2 separate regions of the Homo sapiens genome follow, and region 2 is linked to region 1. Evidence: chromatin loops called from intact Hi-C (ENCODE). Cell type or tissue: mammary epithelial cell. All regions are shown on one strand. Each heading gives the region's core, and the rest is flanking DNA. Links, peaks and the distances in the headings are about the cores only.

Region 1 (11,990 bases), core at 1,351-9,350:
TATCTGCACCCAACACGGGAGCACCCAGATTCATAAAACAAGTTCTTAGAGACCTACAAAGAGACTTAGACTCCCACACAATAGTGGGAAACTTTAACACCTGACTGTCAATATTAGACACATCATCCAGACAGGAAATTAACAATGATATTCAGGACTAGAACTCAGCTCTGGTTCAAGTGGACCTAATAGACATCTACAGAACTCTCCACCCCAAATCAACAGAATGTACATTCTTTTCAGTGCCACATGGCACTTATTCTAAAATCGACTGCATAATTGGAAGTATAACACTCCTCAGCAAACGCAAAACAACTGAAATCATAACAGTCTCTCAGACAACAGTGCAATCAAAATAGAACTCAGGATTAAGAAACCCACTCAAAACCATGCAACTACATGGAAATTGAACAATCTACTCCTGAATGACTCCTGGATAAATAAGGAAACAAAGGCAGAAATCAAAAAGTTCTTTGAAACCAATGAGAACAAAGAGACAACATACTAGAATCTCTGGGACACAGCTAAAGCAGTGTTAAGAGGGAAATTTATAGCACTAAATGCCCACATTGGAAAGCTAGAAAGATCTCAAATCAACACCCTAACATCACAATTAAAAGAACTAGAGGGGCGGGCATGGTGGCTCATGCCTGTAATCCCAGTGCTTTGGGAGGCTGAGGCAGGTGGATCACCTGAGGTCAGGAGTTTGAGACCAGCCTGCTCAATATGGTGAAACCCTGTTTCAACTAAAAATACAAAAATTAGCCAGGCGTGGTGGAGGGTGCATGTAATCCCAGATACTCAGGAGGCTGAGGCAGGATAATTGCTTGAACCCAGGAGGCAGAGGTTGCAGTGAGCCAAGATCATGCCACTGCACTCCAGCCTGGGCTACAGAGCAAGATTCCACTTAAAAAAAAGAAAGAGCCAGAGAGGTAAGGACAAACTAATCCAAAAGCTAGCAGAAGACAGAAATAACTAAGATCAGAGCAGAATTGAAGGAGATAGAGACACAACAAACACTCCACAAAAAATAAATGAATCCACGAGCTGGTTTTTTGAAAAAATAGATAGACTGCTAGCTAGACTAATAAAGAAGAAAAGAGAGAAGAATCAAATAGACACAATGAAAAAATGATAAAGGGGATATCACCACTGACCCTACAGAAATGCAAACTACCATCAGAAATACTATAAACATCTCTTTGCAAATAAACTAGAAAATCTAGAAGAAAGGGAGAAATTCCTGGACACATACACCCTCCCAAGACTAAACCAGGAAGAAGCTGAATTCCTGAATAGATCAATAACTAGTTGTGAAACTGAGGCAGTAATTAATAGCCTACCAACCAAAAAATAAGCCCAGGACCAAACAGATTCACAGCCAAATTCTACCAGAGGTACAAAGAGGAGCCAGTACCATTCCTTCTGAAACTATTCCAAACAACTGAAAAGGAGGGACTCATCCCTAACTTATTTTACGAAACAAGCATCATCCTGATACCAAAACTGGGAAGAGACACACACACGAAAAAGAAAATTTCAGGTCAATATCCCTGATGAACATCGATGTGAAAATCCTCAATAAAATACTGGCAAACCAAATCCAGCAGCACATCAAAAAACTTATCCACCACAATCAAGTCGGCTTCATCCCGGGGATGCAAGGCTGATTCAACATATGCAAATCAATAAACATAATCCATCACATAAACAGAACCAATACAAAAACCACATGACTATCTCAATAGATGCAGAAAAGGCCTTTGATAAAATTCAACATCCCTTCATGTTAAAAACTCAATAAACTAGGTGCTGATGGAACATATCTCAAAATAATAAGAGCTATTTATGACAAACCAACAGCCAATATCATATTGAATGGGCAAAAACTCAAAGCATTCACTCTGAAAACTGGTACAAGACAAGGATGCCCTCTCTTACCACTCCTATTCGACATAGTATTGGAAGTTCTGGCCAGAGCAATTAGCCAAGAGAAATAAATAAAACATAATCAAATAGAAAGAGAGGAAGTCAAATTGTCTCTGTTTGCAGATGAACATGATTTTATATTCAGAAAACCCCATCATCTCAGCCCACAAAACCCTTAAATTGATAAGCAACTTCAGCAAACTCTCAGGATACAAAATCAATGTGCAAAAATCACAAGCATTCCTATACACCCACAATAGACAAGCAGAGAGCCAAATCATGAATGAACTCTGATTCACAATCTCTACAAAAAGAATAAAATATCTAGAAATACATCTAACAAGGGATGCGAAAGACTTCTTCAAGAAGAACTACAAACCACTGCTTAAGGAAATAAGAGAGGACACAAACAAATGGAAAAACATTCCATCCTCATGGATAGGAAGAATTGATATCATGAAAATGGTCATACTGCCCAAAGTAATTTATAGATTCAATGCTATTCCCATTAAACTACCACTGACATTCTTCACAGAATTAGAAAAAACCACTTTAAATTTCATATGGAATCAAAGAAGGCCCCACATGGCCAAAACAATTCTAAGCAAAATGAGCAAAGCTGCAGGCATCATGCTATCTGACTTCAAACTATACTACAAGACAAAACAGCATGGTACTGGTACCAAAACAGACAAATAGACCAATTGAACAGAACAGAGACCTCAGAAATAACACCATACATCTACAATCATCTGATCTTCAACAAACCTGACAAAAACAAGCAATGGGTAAAGGATCTCCTATTCAATAAATAGTGCTGGTAAAACTGGCTAGCCATATGCAGAAAACTGAAACTGGACCCCTTCCCGACACCTTATACAAAAATTAACTCAAGATGAATTGAAGACTTAAATGTAAAACCCAAAACCATAAAAACCCTAGAAGAAAACCTAGGCAATACCATTCAGGACATAGGCAAATGCAAAGATCTTATGACGAAAACGCCAAAAGCAATTGCAACAAAAGCCAAAATTGACAAATGAGATCTAATTAAAGAGCATCTGCACAGCAAAAGAAACTAGCATCAGAGTGAACAGGCAACCTACAGAATGGGAGAAAATGTTTGCAACCTACCCATCTGACAAAGGTCTAACATCCAGAATTCACAAGGAACAAATTTACAGGAAAAAAGCAACCCCACCAAAAAGCGAACAAAGGATATGAACAGACACTTCTCAAAAGAAGACATTTACGTGGCCAACAAACATATGAAAAAAACTCAACATCACTGATCATTAAAGAAATGCAAATCAATACCACAATGAGATACCATCTCATGCCAGTCAGAATGGCAACTATTAAAAAGTCAGGAAAAAATAGATGCTGGCAAGGCTATGGAGAAATAGGAATGCTTTTACACTGTTGGTGGGAATGTACATTAGTTCAACCATTGTGGAAGACAGTATGGTGATTCCTCAAGGATCTAGAACCAGAAGTCCCATTTGACCCAGCAATCCCATTACTGGGTATATACTCAAAGGAATATAAATAGTTCTGTTATAAAGACACATGCACACATATGTTTATTGCAGCACTATTCACAATATCAAAGTCATGGAACCAACCCAAATGCCCATCAGTGATAGACTGGATAAGGAAAATGTGGTACACAGACATATGGAATACTACACAGCCATAAAAAGGAATGAGATCACATCTTTGCAGGGACAAGGATGAAGTTGGAAGCCATCATCATCAGCAAACGAACACAGGAACAGAAAAACAAACACCGCATGTTCTCACTCATAAGTGGGAGTTGAGCAATGGGAACACATGGACACAGGGAGGGGAACATCACACACTGGGGCCTGTTGGGGGATGGGGGACGAAGGGAGGAAACTTAGAGGACAGGTCATAGGTGCAGCAAACCACCATGGCACGTGTATACCTACGTAACAAACCTGCAAGTTCTGCATGTATCCCAGAACTTAAAGTAAAATTTTAAAAAAATAAAATAAATAAAAATAGTAACAGAGGTTTCTTTGTAATTAGCCTGTATTACAAGTGTAGACTTTGTGTATTTGTCTTACAAAGTTTGAGCAGTTTCTTATTAAACTAAGATGAAAATTCTGAATTCTAAAAACAAGTTGCCAAAGTACAACTAACCAACAGAAGAAGAAAGTGTTCCCTTCATCCTTAACCTAACTAAAGTCATATAGAGTTGTAACATACTTCAAATACTCCTAGAATATCACTTTCAACGTGGGTCTTAGGTTTTCTGTTCTTTGTTCTTCCTTTTAGCCCTTGATGTTTTTTACTCTCTTCCTTTTCTTTGTTTTCAGTTTACATTTTCCATAAACAACTTTTCCAAAAATAAGATTCTCTCAAATATCACAAAAGTACTATATTAAATTATAAAACTGTAATTCTGGCAATGGACATTTTATAATAGGAAACAATACTTAAATGATTGCAAGGTGGAAAAAAAATGGGTATCACTTCATCAGAACTTGTTTCAAGTTTGTTTAAATTATAGGCTGATTTAAATTTTACTAAACTGATATCTATTTTTGAAATTATCCCTCACTTTTCCATATGATTTATAGGGCGGTGCCCATGGAGTTCTTCTCTTAACATCAACCAAAGACAAGAAGAATAATTCTCTACCTCTGCCTTTGCTTTCTAAATAGGAGGCAGCTTAGTTACATTCTGAAGGTTCACAATATATTGAAGAGACAAAATAAATCCTAGGTCTGGTCTTCTTGGACATGAGAAATGACAGCTCTAGAATGTTAGAAACTTCCATTTGTACATAAGATTCATATCCATAAAGGGTTTGGAAATAAATCCAGCTGGTTTCAACAGGTGTTGACATTAGGTTAAGCGTTCCACCTAGTGGCCAAATCCAGCCTAGCCTGTTCTCTCGGGGTTCTCATACGTCTAAAAGATGATAAAGCAAGGATTGATTTGTCCTAAAGCATCCCCATTACCTGTACAGCAACGAAACATTTTGAATAGTGAAAAATCTTAGGAAGTTCAGGACATTTTTACTTACAGAAAGAAAATATTCCCAATCATATCCCAAGTCATAGGACAAGCTTTCCCCAATATAGTCAAAGCTCAGACATACCATCTTTCACTGTTCAGTGATTTATCCAAAATTCATTAAGCTCCTATTACATAACAAACAGTGTAATCATCACTAGGAACACTAACATTAACAACCAAAAATGCCACTAAGGAACTCATAGACTAGTGGGGAAGACATGAAAATAGGTAATAAAAATCCATATTAAGTACAATGACATAGGAAGCTAGTAGAGCCCAGAAACAGTGAGGGGACTCAAAAGTTTAAAGAAAATAAAACTTCCCCAAGACACCCATCTAGTAAGTTGTTGAGTTGGATTTGAACCCAAGTGTACCTAATTCCAAAGCTATTGGCAGCCCTGCAGGCCCCCAGAATGGGTTATCTATCCCTGCTTCAGGTGACTGAAATTGTAGTGAGGAGGTCCATGATGTTACCACGTCGCTATCATGGACATTTCTTGCAAAAGGCTAATTAGGCATAGCTCTAATAGTCCAATTTATCAGAGGCAATCTAATGGGATGCTGGATTTAGGACAATGGCTTCTGTCACTTGCATGCTGGAATATGACCTAGAACTTCTTCCTAAGCCAAAGCTGGCAGCAGCTACTTCCTTTCCTCTTGTGTACTATAGTAGGTAAGTAGACCACAGTTTGAATTCTGGCTCCACTATTTACTAGCTCTCTGACCTTGGCCAAGTTCATTAATGCCTGGAAACCAGGAGACCTGATTTCTAGTTGTGGCTCTGACACTATAGATACACATAATCCCATGAAAGTCCTGCAGGGCCATACCAAGCAATGAAGGTTTCTATCGATAGTGCGTAGGCTATTGTCTAAATGATTGCATGCCCCAGGTCTAAAATTGAAAATTTTGTATATAATCATGAAAGTGTTGGCTTGATGACTGTGACAGTGAAGGAGAGACAAGAGGGTGAACAACAGACACATCTAACTGAAACTAATACCAGTTATAGCAGTAACCAGTCTCATAAAAAGGGAAGACCTCCACTTCCACTTAGGGAATCTTTATGTAGGAGGAAGAAGCTCCAAAGGGATGTCACTGCTGCAACCACTTGGACTCTGTAGATGACCAAAAGAAGACGATCTCGCATCTTATGGAAATGGAGGCTGCCAAGGAGAACCTCTCCTCCCCTTTCCAGCCAAAGGCTTAAGTAGCTACTGCAAACAAGGGGACACAATAGAGCAAGCTCTGTAGGTAGGACATTTCCTTCTCTCCCCTTTAATCCTTTGGGTCATGGGAAGCATCAAATAAATGTCAGCTTGTATGTTTAACCTAAGTAACGCATACATATTAAGTGTACCTACACATTAGATAAACCCAAAGGCAAAGTGCCTGAAAAGAATTTGCAGCCTGGTCTGCGACCTGAGTCACTTTCCACAACCATCGTCATTTAGTGGCTAAGCCACTAATAACTTTAGGCTCCCTGGAAAATTTGTTGGGGCATTGTTTAGACAAAGACTGATTGGTCATAACAAAATACATACTTCTGACTGTAAACCTTCTTCAGTGTTACTTCTTTTATAAAACAAGGCGTACTATGTAATCCCTAAGTTCCTTCCAACCCTGAACTTCTATGAGCATATGGGTGTGCTGAAACCAGCTCTACCTGCCCTCAAGAGCCAACTGTTAAATATTTTTAAATTTCACAAGCCAGTGGTTAAGCCATGGACAGCATGAAATTGACACATTTGGAGTATTTACAACATAGAAATTGGCAAAGGCTACAAATCAGGGCTTTTTTTCAGAGAGCTAGCTTACTAGCATACCACTCAATGGGAGCTGTTTAACCAAATACATCCACTTGAGGGCACCGTGTTAGATGCTCTAAGAAAGCAGTTCTTTACCAGCCATATGGCCACCCTCCCAGGTGGCATTTGACATGTGAGAAACATTTTTGTTTGTCAAAATCACAGGTAGGCACTATAGACATTTAATGAGCAGGGGCTTGGTCTGATAAATATCTCACATGTGTGTAATAGTTTCTCCATATAAAGAAAAGTCATGTCCAAAATTTTAAGAGCAACCCCATTGAGAAACTGTGCAAGAGGCTCACACATATTCTAACACGAACTTTTGGTAGCCTTCTTTGAGCCTGTATGGAAAATAACATTTCTATGAAATTATTATCTATCGGACTAGCATATCAGAGCAGATAATGCATCATCTCAGAGAGGAACATATTGACAATTTTCTCCCTGACTTCCTAAACTCTCACCTTAAGTTTATCTTTTTTGTCCTCAATTCTTTTTTTTTTTTTTTTTTTTTTTTTTTTTTTTCTTGAGATGGAGTCTCAATCTGTCACTCAGGCTGGAGTTTAGTGGCACAATCTCGGCTCACTGCAGTGCAGCCTCTGCCTCCCAGGTTCCAGCCATTCTCCTGCCTCAGCCTCCCCGGTAGCTGGGATTGCAGGCATGCACACAACCACACCCAGCTAATCTGTGTGTTTTTAATAGAGACAGGGTTTCTCCATATTGGCTAGGCTGGTCTCGAACTCCTGACCTCAGGTGATCTGCTCACATCGGGCTCCCAAAGTGCTGGGATTACAGGCGTGAGTCACCGTGCCAGGGCTGTCCTCTCTTGAATCTGTCTCTGTCTCATTGCTATCTCCACTCTGACTCATTTATCAAAAACTTGTTTTATCCTAGTTCCACTGAGACAGACCATGTATCAGGTAGACTCCAAGTGACAGAAAACCCAAATAATGATGGTTTAAACACGTGATGATTTTCTTTCCTTGCACTTATGATCATGAGGTAGACAATTGCTGGCTTTGTTTCAGCAGCTCAAAGATATCAGGCCTTAGGCTTGATAGCCATCTGGCCTCTTCCTAATGGTAGTGTGTTAGTCCATTCTACGCTGCTATGAAGAAATACCCCAGACTGGGTAATTTATAAAGAAAAGAGGTTTAATGGACTCACAATTCCACATGGCTGGGGAGGCCTCAAGAAACGTACAGTCACGGTGGAAGGCACCTCTTCATAGGATAGCTGGAGAGAGAATGAGTGCCAGCAGGGGAAATGCCAGACGCTTATGAAACCATCAGATCTCGTGAGAACTCATTCACTATCACGAGAACAGCATGGGGGAAAACACCCCCATATTCAATTATCTCCCACCAGGTCCCTTCCACATGGGGATTATGTGGACTACAATTCAAGATGAGATTTCGGTGGGGACACAGCCAAACCATACCAGGTAGCAAGCAGGTTGTGAAGCTGCAGCAGTTGAGACCATTTTCCCAGCAGGAGATGAAGAATCGAGTCAGAAAGGGGAAACATCTATATCCAAAAGCAAAGACTTGCACAGAAGCCCCCGGTGGAAGACTCCAACTTATCCCTCAAGAGCCAGGCTATATCACACGGCCACCCAAGTTGAAGGAGAGCCAGAAGTGGGATCTTAGCTTTCAAGACTGTAAAATGAGAGGGAAATGGGGAAAGAGGGTCGGAAGGGGTAATGAGGAAGCCAACCACAGTATCCATCACAGGCAGGAACTCTTCTGCAGAACTTTAGGGAATATTGAGACATAATATAGAAATATTAAAGACATGGAAACAGGCTCACTCAGAATGAATTTCTTATTGTAAAACAAGTACACATAATCAGAGGTTAGTTGGCACAATTATGGGCACTCATCAAAATTTCTTTCTTCCACTTGTATTCATTGAAGTTCCCTGTCAAAAATGTTTACTCTTTGCATCTGTAAATAATTCCTAATTTCCTTTCTTGTTTCCTTTTCTTCCACTGGGTTTGATATTAACATAGAGAGAGGTTTTTCTGTTTCTATCTCCTTTGGAGACAATAGATAGTAAGTGGGTTAATTACTCAAAACCTGATTAGAAAATGGCATTTTCCCATTCCCAAGAATACATATTAATTTGATCACAGAAGCATCAGATATTAAGGTATCCTTATTTTCTCCACCTTGAAGAAAAGTAAAACATTATTATTTGCTGGCATGGTTTCCTGTCTGTTGGCACTAATTTAATCCCTTGTTATCATGGAAACTTTACTTAAGAGCTTGGAAGTGTGGGGGGAAAAAAAGATTGCGCTCTTGCAATTAAGCTTTCAAATCGATACAAAAAGGAAATAGGTTCCAAACTTGTGTTAGCGATAGGTAGAATGCCAATTCCTTCATTTACAATAGAGAGGAATATGCCTTTTCAGTGGGTAATCTGATTGGATGAATTAATATATGTAAAGAGGGATCTTAAAACATCACATTAGGGCAGGTTTGCTGGCTCACACCTGTAATCCCAACATTTTGGGGGCCAAGGTGGGAGAATCACTTGAAGCCAGGCATTTGAGACTCACCTGGGCAATATAATGAGACCCCATATCTACAAAAAAAATCTTAAAAAATAAAAATTACCCAGGCATAGTGGCACATGCCTGTTGTCCCAGCTACTGGGGGAGCTGAGGCAGGAGGATCTCTAGAGCCCAGGAGTTTGAAGCTGCAGTGAGCTATGATCATGCCACTGCACTCCAGCCTGGGCAAAATAGTGAGAGGTCCTGTCTCTAAAATACAAAATAAAAATAAAAACATCACACATGCCCCACAAGTATATACAGCTACTAGATACCCATAATAATTAAAAATAAAAAATTTAAATATGTATATGTAAAGCAGAAATATCTCAGTTAAAAGCCATGGAAGTACTAATGAAAAAAGAGATACTGAAGCAAATATTGTCAGCGTGACCCCAAGGTACTCCCAGTAAAAGTCTTTTCCAATGGATTCTGCACAGTCTACTTCCACTGGCATCCTAGATTTACTGTGAAAAGATGAACCAAGCTAAGCCTGCCATTCATCATTTGATTCCTCTAAACCCCCATGGTTCACACCAGACATCACAGGGAAACGATTTTATTTCTCTTGGTGTATAAAGCTAAAGGTCTACTCCCAGGGAGAGAATGACCTGGTCAAGTGGACCTGCATGTCAGACCCCCAAGCTTTAGAGCAATGATGCTCAAACTTTAGCATTCCCTGGGAGATTCTGTTAAATCATAGATCCCTGGATTCTACCCCCAGAGAATCTGATTTAGTAGGTCTGCAATGAGGCCCCAGAATCTGCCATTTAACAGTTTCCCAGGTGATGATGATGATACTGGTCTAGTGACCATACATTGAGAAACAATCCTTTAGTTAAAAGGATATGTGGCAAAAAAATCTACAGATGATGGGATGCTGGGAAAGATTACATTCAGTCGTTTATATTTTATCTGTGAAGAAGGAGACATGGTAATCAGGAAAAAGGGATGGAATTGGAGAGAGAAAAGCTTGAGCAAAGTGTGAAAATTTTAAAATAACTACCACAAGGAATGATTAGCACTTGAGCAGTGCTAAAACCCCAACCAAGGTCAGCAAAGGTAATTATGGTGAAGCTTCACTGAATAGTGATGATATGCTAAGTTCTATTTTGGAATCTTGAATGTATTTATTGCTCCTAAAAGTCTCTGTATTAAGAACTTTTGTTATCCCCATTTTCCAGGGAAGAAAGCAGGCTCATAGGTCTAGTAAGTGGGAAAGCTAATATTTGAATCCACAAAGTTTAATTGCAGAGTTCATACTATCAGCAATCATGCTAGTCTGAGACTAAATCATTAAACTTCTTCACTTTGAAATGGAGAAGTTTAATGATTTAAAACTTGGGCTCTTATCCAAAACCCAAATGGCTTTTTTTTTTTTTTTGTGGTCAATGTTGAGACCACATTAAAACATTGTTTAGATGTTCTCACTCTCTGCTGATGATAGCATTGGAGTGAAAGGGAGAGATGTGAAAGATACAGCAGGACAAGACAAGCAGAGAAGGGTGGGCTGGTTTCTCTGTAAGAGCCTCCCAGCTTGGAGGGTTGGCCATAATGTAGCTGATCCTCAGCTTTTCAGATCAGCTACTAAACTCTCATGTCACCAATAGATTGGATGCCAACTCATTTATTTACAGTGAAGGGGGATGCACCTTTACAGTGGTAACCAGAATATTTATATTCCATCTCCAGAGCATATTCTTCCACCAATCAAAGTACCTGCGATCCAAATTAGTCATCAGAAAGCCATTTGTTGGACAGAGAGTCAGACTAGAGGAAGTAAATGGAGGTGCCAATATTTAACTAGGAGATGCTGGTATGATCAGGCAGGTGTTTTCAGCTAGCATCCATTCTGATATCTATATCCATGCTACAGTGGTTGATAATTTTTTTGTATTTAGGTTATCTAAATGATAAAATGCAAGAAACGATGAATTACAGCCACTCCATAGGAATATTCCATTTAGAAGCAAGCAGCAAAAAATAAAATAATGACTAGCACTATAAAGTAAAACATCTCATTAAGAAAGAGATCGTCAAATGTTTAGTGTAATTTGGAAGAAGATGTCTAAGAAATTTCCAAGTAATAGAAATTTTTTTAAGTTTATATATTTGGCTAAGAAAAAAGCTTCAGTTTTCTTGGAAATTTAATTATGTACCAAAGTGAATCCCCACATGATATAAATGAGAATATCTACTAAGAAACAACTAACTATAAGACCCCTGGTGTATTAGTCCATTTCTGCACTACTATAAAAAAACTACCTGAGACTGGGTAATTTATAAAAAGAAGGTTTAGTTGACTCACAGTCCCATATGGCTGGGGAGGCCTCAGGAAACTTACAGTGATGATGGAATGGGAGGCAAGGCACACCTTACATGGCAGCAGGAGAGAGAGAGTGTACACGAAGGGGGAAGCACCATCAACGCTTGTGAGAATTCACTCACTATCATGAGAACAGCAAGGGAGAAATCCAACCCCATTTTTCAATCATCTCTCCCACCAGGCCCCTCCTTTGACATGTGGGGATTATAATTCAAGATGAGATTTGGGTGGGCACACCGAGCCAAACCGTATCACCTGGTGATGGCTCCCCTGGCTTAGAATTTTAGATTACTAAATGAACAGGGCAATAACACAGGTACTT
Region 2 (11,990 bases), core at 2,767-10,766, 240 kb before region 1:
TGCAGTCTCGACCATAAGAGACAGGCGCACTTGGGGGGGCTGTTTATAAGCCTATACCTCCAGGCACATATTCTCTTTCTCATGTCACCTGGACTCAAACTGTACTACAAGCCTACAGTAACCACAACAGCATGGTATTGGTACAAAAACAGACACATAGATCAATGGAACAGTACTGAGGGCCCAGAAATAATGCCCCACAACTAAAGCCATCTAATCTACATCAAAATCAACAAAAACAAGCAATGGGGAAAGGACTCCCTATTCAATAAACGGTACTGGGATAACTGGCTAGCCATATGCAGAAGACTGAAACTAGACCCATTCCTTACACCATAAACAAAAATAAACTCAAGATGGATTAAAGATTAAATGTATAAACCTATAAAAATCCTGGAAGATAACCTAGGAAATACCATTCTGGACATAGGATCTGGTAAAGATTTCATAATTAAGACACCAAATCAATTGCAACAAAAACAAATTTGACAAATGGGACCTAATTAAACTAAAGAGCTTTTGTGCAGCAAAAGAAATTATCAACAGGGTAAACAGACAACCTACAGAATAGGAGAAAATATTTGCAAATTCTGCATTTGACACAGATCTAATATCCAGAGTCTATAGAGAACTTAAATAAACTTACTAGTAAAAGACAGACAACCCCAGTAAAAAGTTGGCAAATGACATCAACACTTTTCAAAAGAAGACATACATGTGGCCAACAAGCATATGAAAAAATGCTCAACATCGTTAATCATTAGAGAAGTGCAAATCGAAACCACAATGAGGACCCTGTGAAAACCATCTCACACCTGTCAGAATGGCTATTTTTAAAACATCAAAAAATAACATATGCTGTTGAAGTTGTGGAGAAAAGGGAACACTTATACACTGCTGGTGGGAATGTAAATCAGTTTAGCCATCGTGGAAAGCAATTTGGTAATTTCTCAAATAACTCAAAGCAGAATTACCATTTGACCCAGCAATCCCATTATTGGGTATATACCCAAAGGAATATAAATTGTTCTACCATAAAGACACATGCACGCATATGTTCACTGTAGTACTGTTCACAATAGCAAAGACATGAAATCAACCTAAATGCCCATAAATGTTAGACTTGATAAAGAAAATGTAGTATATATACACCATGGAATGCTATGTAGCCTTAAAAAAAGAATGAGATCATGTCCTTTGCAGCAACATGGATGGAGTTGGAGGCCATTATCCAAAGTGAGCTAACACAGGAACAGAAAACCAAATACTGCATGTTCTCATTTACAAGTGGGAGCTAAACACTGAGTACATAGGATCACAAAGAAGGAAAAACAGACACTGGAACCTACTTGATGGCATAGGGTAGGAGGAGAGTGAGGATCAAAAAACTACCTATCAGATATTACATTTATTACCTGGGTGGTGAAATAATCTGTAAACCAAACCCCCATGAAACACAATTTAACTGTGTAACAAACCTGTACATGTACCCCTGAACCTAAAATAAAAGTTAAAAAGGAAAAAAACTTGCTTTTTTGAGTTAAAAGTCCAAAAAATGAACATCTTCCTCGATTTCCTATCTTGTGCAATCTCAGCAGAAGGGACTTTTACAGCTCATGCATACTGGGAGTTCTTTGAGCAGCTATAGCCTGAACCGTCTCTCAAGGAAATGGGTTTCTTTAGGTCTCAGTGTTATTAGTTCAGTATTAAGTATGTCTTACAAACTTCACTTTTAAGAAGTTCAGATTGTCAATAGTCTACTCAAGTATCACATCTTGGCACTATCTCCCCTTAAAATCCCAGGCAAATTTATGGTCCCTAACTCTGTACTTAATATTTCCAAAAGCCACAGCAAACATTCAATAGTGTCAGAAGGAAGGGAAAGGCACGGAGAAAACCTTCCTGGTTTTCTTCTTTCTGGGCTGTCGTTTAATTTATGTTAATTGTTAAGGGTTCATGACAAAAGCAAAAATGGACAAATATGACATCAAACTAAAAAGCTCTGTACAATAAAGGGAACCATCAACAGAATGAATGGGCAACCTAAAGGATAAAAGGGAATATTTTCCAACCATTTATCTAATAAGAAATTAATATCAAAGATTAATAAGGAACTTCTACAACTCAATAGCAAAAAATCAAATAATCTGATTTAAAAACGGGCAAAAGACTTGAGCAGACATTTCTCCAAAGAAGACATACAATGGCCAACAGGTATATAGAAAGCTCAACATAGCTAATCATTAGGGAAATACAAATCTAAACCACAGTGATATATTTCACAATGAAATATCACCTGTCAGCATGACTATTTTCAAAAAATAAACAGATAATCGGTGCTGGTGAGGATGTGGAGAAATTTGCACACTGTTGGTGAGAACATAAAATGGTGTAGCCACTGTGGAAAACTATGGAGTTTCCTTTAAAATCTGAAAGATGGAACTACCACATGATCCAACAATCCCACTTTTAGGTACATATTCGAAACAATTGAAATAAAGATCTCAAAGACAAATCGGCATGCCCACGTTCACTGCAGCATTACTCAGTATAACCAAGATGTGGAAACAAACTAAATGTCCATTGCAGATAAGTAGATACAGAAAATTGGGCATATAAATACAATGGAATATTATTCAGCCTTAAAAAGAAGAGAATTCTGACATATGACATAAATAAACAGTGGAGTACATTATGCTAAGTGAAATAAGCCAATCACAGAAGGACAAATATTGCATGATTCTACTTACATAAAGTATCTGTAATACTCAAGCTCATAGAAACAAAGACTGGAATGATGGTTGCCGAAGACTGGTGGGAAGGGGAAATGAGGAGTTGTAGTTCGATGGAGTAGTTTGTTATGCAAGATGAATATAAGATCTACTGTACAATACAGTGCCTGTAGTTAACAATACTGTATTGTGCACTTTAAAATTTTGTTAAGAGGGTAGATCTCATGTTAAGTGTTCTTACCACACACACAAAAAATCATGCAACAAACAAATAAAACACACAGCAGGGGATAGGGAAATTTTACAGGTAATTGATGTTTATTACCTTGATTGTGATGATTGTTTCACAGGGGTATAGATATACCCAAACTCATTAAATTCTATACATTAGATTCGCAGAGTTTTTATATATCAATTATATCTCAATAAATATGTTTTTAAAAATTGTCAAGGATCGATGACCTGCATACTTAAACTCTTATAAAGTAGTAGGAGGGAATGAGACAGTGAATTCAGGGGTAGGGAGGTATGTTTATTTGATATAGAGAATGAAAGTTTCTGAGGCCTTCCGTCTTCTCTAAAAAGGAGAGAGGAAGGCAAGACTGCTAAGAATAAGGAGTAGGATGGAGAATGGGATTTGGAATGTTCAAGAGAGTAAAGAAAATTTGAAATAGCTATTTTGAAAATCGGAGAATACATTGTACAGCGATTTAATTGGACTGTCAAGCAGTACGAAAAGACCATTGGAAGTCAATGAAACATAAACATAGACAGAAACTAATGTTCTCTTTTATGTGAATTTCTCCGGGAGCACTCAGAAAATGACAACTAAGCTCAGTCATGAAAAAAAAAAAAATGAAGAGCTAAATTCATCCAAATTACAGTTGGTCCAGTGAGCTGCAGAGAAAATAGAAGGACCAGGCATTTTTAGGGTATTTTCAGGAGTAATGTTGCAATTGCAGGTCATGGTTTCTAATTTAGGTTAGGAGAGAAATGGAGAAAGCAGGTAGCAGCAGAAATGGGAGAAATTACGCAGATCAATGGTTTGATGGCTTAAAGAGGTTGGAGGATGAGTGTAGTGGGGTTATTCCAGCAAGTTGGAGGGAGAGAGGCTATGGTCAGAGTTAGATTATTGAATCAGTGATTTTGGAAATGGAGCAATTACTGAGAATAGCAAGATCCAAAGGTGTGAATATGGGAATGGATGGTTGAAGTAAAGGATAAAAGGATTAGGGCAGGGGCAAGAGATCCAAGAAAAAATGGTGTTGGCTGAATGGTCATGTGATTGCTAACCATCACAACCACCAGGATGACAGAGCACTGGGTGGAGAGGAAGGCAGTAACATCACAGGGTAACAACAGTGAGGATGGGAAAAGGTGGTACAGCAAATGTCAAGAACCTCAACAACAAAACAAAAGGAGAAAAAAGAAACATTTTTTTTGTCTTGAGTGAGTAAAAACCTAGAATTGCAGTGAAAAGAAAGAAAGATACTTGTCTACCTCCTGGTCTCAGTGAATGTGGAACATCAAAAAAACAACAGCTACCACTTCAGATTCAGGAGAACCTGTGTCCTCAAGGTAAAAAAAAAAGTTTTACTTACAGCAAAGAAATAGAGGAAATTTATCTTCCCTTTCTGTTTTCTTCTTTTATTCCTTTTACAAATACACAAATATCTCTCATGTGCCAAAACTTGTTCTAAGTTTGAGAAATACAGTGGGAGAAACAAGGTTCTCACACTTAGGGAGTTTACATTTCCATGGTGGGAGAAAGAAAGTAAATATAAGAATGCATATTATGTAATATAATAATCATTAATAATAATTTCTGTGAAAAAAAGAGCAAAGGAGAGTGGTGAGGTTGGAAAAGCTATTTGGGATAAGATCTGTAGATATCATCATTGCAATGTAATATTTGAATAGAGATGGAAAGAATGCTAAAAGGAAAGGTGATCATGCAGCGGATGTTGCTAATGGAGGAGTGACGGACACAATGGAGGTATCTGGAGGTGGGAAAAGAATGAATAGGATGGATAGAGACCTGCATATGTAGCCAAAAATGCTGAAAAGCATTTTGGACACTCTAGTAGGTGAAGGTTTGATGGAAGTGCTAGAGGTCTAACAACTGGGAGTTGACTGAAAAAAGCTGGAATGAAAGGAATGTGACAGTAAATGTTTAGTAACTGGCTCTTTGGAGAGAGACAGGGGAAAGATAGGGGAAGCTCTGCTTCACAGTGTTTGCTAATTTCTATGCTATAATTACTCCCGCCATGACTGATTCCAGGTACGGATGGCTTAACAACCAGATTGCAAAATTTCTGAAAATTTGGCAGTCAATTCTTGCAAGCTGGATAAGCTGGCTCCAATACACCTTTGATTGAAAGGTACAGAATATTTAATTTTGACCTCCTTTATAAGAAGGGTCTTGTGGCCAAAGAATCTGTCTCAACTGGCTCTTGCAAAATGCTAGTCCCTTGATCTTGGACTTCCTAGCTTCCAGACCCTTGAGAAATAAATTTCTGTTCATTATAAATTTTTACCCAGTCTTGGGTATCCTGTTATAGCAGCACAAAATGAACTAAGACATAAACCATGTTAAGATTCAACTTTCTGTACATAAGAGAATAAAAATCAGAGTCAACAATTATACACATACAGAGACACACAGATATGATTATAACTCCCCATGTATAAGTAACTCCTACAAATGTATAACAAAAGGAGAAAAAAATAGTAGAGTAGGAAAAAGAAGCCATTCACAGAAGATAAATTGTAAATGGCGATTACATACATGAAAAGATGTTTTACTCATTACCAATTTGGGAAATGAAAATTTAACCACAAGGTGATCCAACTGTGCATACAATAGTCATACAAAATCAGATTGGAAAGCATGTAAAACAAAGGGAATTCTTATACATTGTTGGTCTGTTTAAATGGATACTATGATAGTGGTGAGCAGTTCAATGTCTCATAAAGATGTATTTCCCATGCCCCGGAAATTTCACTCATATGTGTGAATATAGACTAACAAAACACATACATATGCACAGAGATAAGCAAAGCATGTTTATGGCAGCAATTTTTGCAACTGAAAAAATAACCTGAAACTAACCTGATTGTCGATCAATTGAGTAATGGCAAATGTATAACAGCTGTAGAAAGAAGTGAACTAGAGATATGTGTGTAACATAGATGAATCCTACCAAACTGACACTAAGCAGGAAAAAGAGTAGGATAAAAGAGTGGACATTATATATAAAGTTTATAAACATGCAAATCTAGGCTACATATATTGCTTAAAATGTAAACTTACAAGGTAAAGTTACATTTAAAAAAGAATACATGGTATGATAATCTCCAAATTTCAGTAAATGGAAAGAGAGGGGGAATATGATGAAGGAAGAAAATACTGGGAGATTCAATAAGTTGGTAATATTGTATTTCTGAACTGTATGGTATGAACAAATATATTCATTGTATAATAGTTTAACCTTTTTTGCACGTTAAATAAGTCATAATATTTTAAAAGATTCTTAACCTCCTTTATAATTATAGAAATGTAAATATTACAGAAGTTTAATTACCTAGAAAACATACTTACTTGGAGGTTTCCATTCTCTAAAGCATTTCTTTCTCCAGCCTGAAGTAAATCAGCGTTTGCACATCACAAAGCTTTCGACACAGAATTCTAATTTGCAAAGGTTATTTTAGCACAAATGGAAAAATAATAATTCCGTTCATGAAGGTGTAATTCTTCAAATGTAATGGGCTTTGCTAGTCTGTGATGAGCATATAGCACGGATTCATACAACTTTTCAGGAAATATATAAATGTAATTTAATGTGATAATTATATATTCAATTGATTTGTTAAAACAAACTTTTTGTAGTGAAATTTTCACAGATCAGTGCCTGTATTGTATAGCCTAGGTGTTTGATTTGAAACTAAACAGATTTCATCGACCATATATATATTTAAAAGATGATTTTGATGAGAATTTTAAAGTAACCTATGCTAAACCAAAAGAAAAAAGTAGGTTTATTTATATGAGTAAATCATCTGTTTTCAAACATTTAGGATGGCAAATGGAAGGTAAACCAACATTGCTGTATACAGAACAGGTATGCAAAATAGGTCTTATTTTTTCCACACTGCAGATAAAAATAAACCAAAAAAGTAAGAATTAGAAAGCTCAGATAATTTGTATACTGTCAAAAAGCCATAAAGTAGCCAAATCAGTGTATGAGTTTGTTCTTTACTCCAAATTTCACACTGCTAAATCTAAATCTGGATTGCCGGAGTTAGCAAATGTATATACGGGAATCCCAGTTAGATTTTAATTTCAGGTAAACAATGAATAATTTTATAGTATAAGTACGATTATTTACTATAAATCTGAAATTAACGTTGAATGGATATCTTATATTTTTTGTGGCAAACCTAATTACTTAACAATATCATTCAAAAAGTAAGTACAGGGAGAGATAAAATTAAATAACAAATGAATCTTTTATTAGAAACTAGATAATTAGAATCTAAAAAGGGTAGATAACACATATTATAAATGTTCTCTTTTCCAAATGTTTCTTACAATTTATTGGTGTTTTCCCAAATATCTCTAAAGTCTTTGGCAGGAAAAAACAGAAATATAAATTAGGCTTCTGACATTTACATTACTGGCAGTAAAAGATAAATAGCTTCTTGACTTAGTAATACACCCAAACAATATTGCTGCTGTAATCTCAAATACCTTCAGCAACTTAACTATAACAGCTGGCTCTGCAATATCATGATAACAGCTGTGACTCCTTACCTAGAGAATGTTAATGTAAATTTCAGGTGAGTCATATTGGTGAAGCTGCTTGTGAAACTATGAACAGCCCCAGTATTTGTAATCATGAACAACAGCAGTTGCAGAAATCTTGACATCCACAATGATAATTTGAAAAGTCACATTGTAACCACTAATTTTGATATCTCTCACCTTCAGACATTTTCAGAGTGGGCAACAAGTCAATTCATCACGCTGGAATTTTATTAGATTATACCCAGCAATGAAATATGGTGATTGAAATAAATTCTTCTTAAATTCTGAACACCCATAATTCTATGAATTTATTTCTAAAATATAAGCTCGAAGACATTTAGCAACAAAAATACTAAATAAAAGAACAGTACCCGAAATGAGAAGGGAAGTAAAATTACTTATGTGAAAGCTTTTTAGTCTACTCATTAATTTTTATTACTAAGAGACACACCAAATACATGCCTAGAGATAATCTAATCAGTAGTTTGACAGATTCTGTCACGTCATTGTTAAAAAATAAATTTAAATGCCTCAAAAATATTAAAGGTTTATGTTTATATCTAACTTGAGTACAGATTCGATAGAACAAAATAAAGCACATCTATTTCATTTTAACCAACATTTACGTAGTACTTACCATGTATCAAGAGCTGTTCTTAACATTTTGTTAACACTAACTCATTTGTTATTCCTTCATAATACCATGGGGAAACAGTAGTCCAAAGAGATTCAGTAATTTTCCCACAATCGTATAAACTAGAGCAGGACCAGGATCAGAACCCAGGCAGGCTTGTTCCAGAAAAGGGCTTTTGACCCTAATGATAGACTGGCTCTTCCACATAAAAATATTATGGTATTAATTTACAATTGGACTCAAATTATTCCAAGCAACTATCAAGTGCCACCCACATGCTAGACACTTTACCCAAATTATCTCAATTTCTTGGCATGTCACTGGGAGTGGGGTTTTATCATCCCTAGGTCATTGGCAAAGCCCAGAGGGGTTGAGAGGCTTGAAGAAGATCATAAAAGTGACTGCCAGACCTTAGGTTTCAAGCAAGGACTCTATGGCTTCAAAACCCAAGTCTTCAAATATTTATATGTTAATTAGCTTGATTTAGCCACTGTGCAAAGTGTGCACATATATTATATATATGGTAAAACATCATGATGTACATGATAAATACATACAATTTTTTTCAATTACTTTTTAAACCCATATCCTTTCTGTTCCTCAAAACAGCTTCCTTATGGTGACTTGGAGTAGACACCAGGGGTTTTAGCTTCTCAAAGATCTTTTCTCCTAGGATATATTTTCATGGAAAAAATAATAGACTCCTACAAGAAAACTCATACCTAAATGAGACAACTGAAACGCATATACATGCATGAGCCCATGCACGCAAACACCTACATTTGACACATAGGAATATCAATTGCTATGTAGGAATCTCAGACTCTTCAGCTGAGAGTCGTTTAAGAGGAGAACTGAAGCTAATTCATTCTTGTGTTCTTAGAGTTTAAGACAGCGTTTAGAATAAAATTTGTGCTCAGTAAATGCTAGATGAAGAAATGAATGAAGGCATCTCCACATTCCTTTAATTTAGGAATTTTTGCTAGAGATAAATTTCTGGAAATATATAAATACAATCTATTACATAGCTGTTCCCAGGACTAGAGAACCACTCATAACTTGGTTCCTAAAGACAGGTTCTGGTAAAAACTACAGCTTCTACCACCACTTTCTTCCAGCCCCCAAAGTCAAGTAGTGTATCTTTGAACCTATCAATTAATAAACAGATCTTTGAACAAAAACAAAGATATCGCCAGGAAAATCTGGTATGTATATTTCACTTACTATTACACTGTTCCAAATATCCTCTTATTACTGCCCTGAAGTTTACCAACTTCATCTTGTTGCAAATGAAAAAATAAATGCCTTTTCTAAAGGAACCAAAAAAAAATAGAAATATGAATGGCAAAGTAAAAATTCAAAATAATATTTTAATCTGAGTAGAACAAATTACTAACAACTACCTAGATGTTTTGGTTCATATCTTTGCCGACATGAATGTAGATATTTTAAGAATACATTTTTATTTGTAAAAATAAAACATATGCACATATATGCTTGTATTTATATATTTATATAAATCCAGATGCACCATATTGTATGATGCTGTGTGTGCATGTATACACACATGCACCTATAGTAAGGAAGCTCTCAGCTGAAAGATGGTTTTATAAGTTTGTTGGATTTTGGATTATACATTTATTTAAAATTAACTTGACACAGTTTTTGTCCTCAAAGGTCTTAACACATAATAAAAAAGACAAATATATATAAATATTATTGGGGGAAATACAGTGTGGGAAAGAAATGAAATTTATTAAAATGTACTAGACATGAAACAACACAGAAATTTGCTTTAAATTGGTTACTGGTCTTATAGTTCAATAGAACATTTTTAAACCTCATTGCAGTGTTGTGATCCATATAACAGCTGAGAGGCTGAAAACAAGAGAGGTCACACACAGGAGCTAAGAGCAATGATGCATTAAGCAAATGATCTCACCAAAACACTGCATTTGCAATGAAGAGCATAGAAAACAATCCTCATCTTTAAATAAAACAGAAAAACACACAATTGCTTTGTGGAAATAATTCTTAGGCCAGTTAAATATTCCAGTGGCCTTTCCCATCAAGTCTAATTTTACTGTTTGAAGACATCTCCCTTCCCCATCTCAAAAACAGAAAATTAATCAAAGAATTAAAATAATCAAAGTGATCTGTAGTCTTTCTACAATAAATAAATTATGAAGACACATTTGAAATCTCTATACCATCTTACTAAATACAGCACTGAGGATCTTCTATTTAAACAACAAAGTAGATTTGTGATATGCAATTAATAGAGTAGTTTTCAGCTCAAGTTCAGCTTCCCAAAAGCTGCATTATGTCACCAATTTGAAAGAAATGTGATGGAAATGACTGTGTGTGTTGCTTTGAGTGGATGTATGAGAATTCAAGACAAGCATATGTGATCTTTATAAAGAATCAAGGTATCTGTAAGCTGTATTTTGATGTAGATCATTAAATTTCTGCACCACGCCTCTAAATCAAACTTGCCTACTCACAGTAAGAAACCCCCCACAGCAAGAAACCAATTTATGCTGGTTTCATGACTGATTTTAAAGAATTCCCATTTGTATAAAGCATTTATTCCGTGTTGCAGCAAGCTATATCCAAAATCTCTTGTTCATTTGGATTTCTGCCACCACAATATGCAGCATTGTTAATATTATAACAGCTCATCATCAATATCAGAGCCAGAGTGTGTTAATCTGTTTTCACACATATGATGTTCTTTTGGAGGCTGCAGAAAAGTGAACAAACAAACTCTTCTGGGAATAATGAATCATGTAAAACAGTTAACATTGTAATCATCATTTGTGTGTGATGGACAAAAGCTATAGAATTACATTTAATCAATTGATAGGTTGGTATTGGCTTCGTAACTAAGTAACCACAAAACCATGGAAAGTTTCCGCTTCCTCTCAACCTTACTTTCTCTATCTGAAGAAAAGATTGATCTCCCATGGGACGCCTGTAATTTCTCTGTCTCTAACATTCTATAGCCCTCAGTGGACATAATAGATCATTGCATGGAAAAAAAACGAGCCAAGTATTGCGGAACTAAAATCATTAATTGTTTGGCTCAATGGGTCATCTAGATCCAGCAGACGTCAGTGCAATGTAGTACATCTGGCAGAGACAGAGTCCTTTTAAAAACCAGTGCATCTAATATATCACTCCTTTAAGCACTTAGTGTTGCTATTGTAATCCACAGAATTTGCAGCAAATTACATCACTTCACATAGAGACTTTTCACTCCCAAACACTAATACTCTACTATGAATTATCAGCCTCCGATGACACTATGATTCCTTCTATTATCTCTGCCTTAGTCTGCTGGCCTACTTTCAGGGCTCTGCTCCATGCTGTTCCTGATGCCCTGAAAGCTTTTTGCTTTCCACTTAGCTTAGTCAATTCCTTCTCCTTTTTCAGAACTCAGCTCCAGGGTCACTTTTGCAGAAAAATCTTTCTGGGAACACCTGTCTGTGTCCAGTACCCACAGTATGGGCATGAATAGTGGCATGAACTTTTCATGGTAACAGGTGTCACACGGCATTTTAAATTAATGCTGCTTCACTCATGAAGCTGTTAACACAAGGAAAGCAGAGATCAAGCTTGGTTTTAATATCACCCTGTACAATGGCTGACAAATAGTGAAACCCCAATGAATATTTTTAATGGAAGAATACTATTGTCTTTCATACTACTATTTTAACACACTATAACCAATTTTTAATTATAAGATTACCATTAATATTACTTTTAGCTCCTCCCCACAAGCCCTTCCTAGAGCTTAGAAATGAAATAAGCCAAA

What was found. Peaks named below come from ENCODE experiments on the same cell type or tissue, not always from the same donor. Only the 100,000 strongest peaks of a DNase experiment are listed, where the experiment ranks them.
Region 2: it touches region 1 in a loop (3-fold over the local background); 5 of 110 quality-filtered maps call a loop at or near these places.

What each region holds. Positions count from the first base shown.
Region 1 is chr18:59,989,400-60,001,389 of GRCh38, reverse strand. No RefSeq gene overlaps it. Among named protein-coding and RNA genes, the nearest start is that of PMAIP1, 95 kb to the right of the region's middle. In mammary epithelial cell, for the core only: CTCF peaks have their summits at 4,833 (motif pointing left) and 6,833 (motif pointing right); no DNase peak of the experiment used is centred there.
Region 2 is chr18:60,228,286-60,240,275 of GRCh38, reverse strand. No RefSeq gene overlaps it. Among named protein-coding and RNA genes, the nearest start is that of LINC03111, 110 kb to the right of the region's middle. RefSeq lists an enhancer at 838-897. In mammary epithelial cell, for the core only: no CTCF peak of the experiment used is centred there; a DNase peak (open chromatin) is centred at 7,555; H3K27me3 peaks cover 107 bases.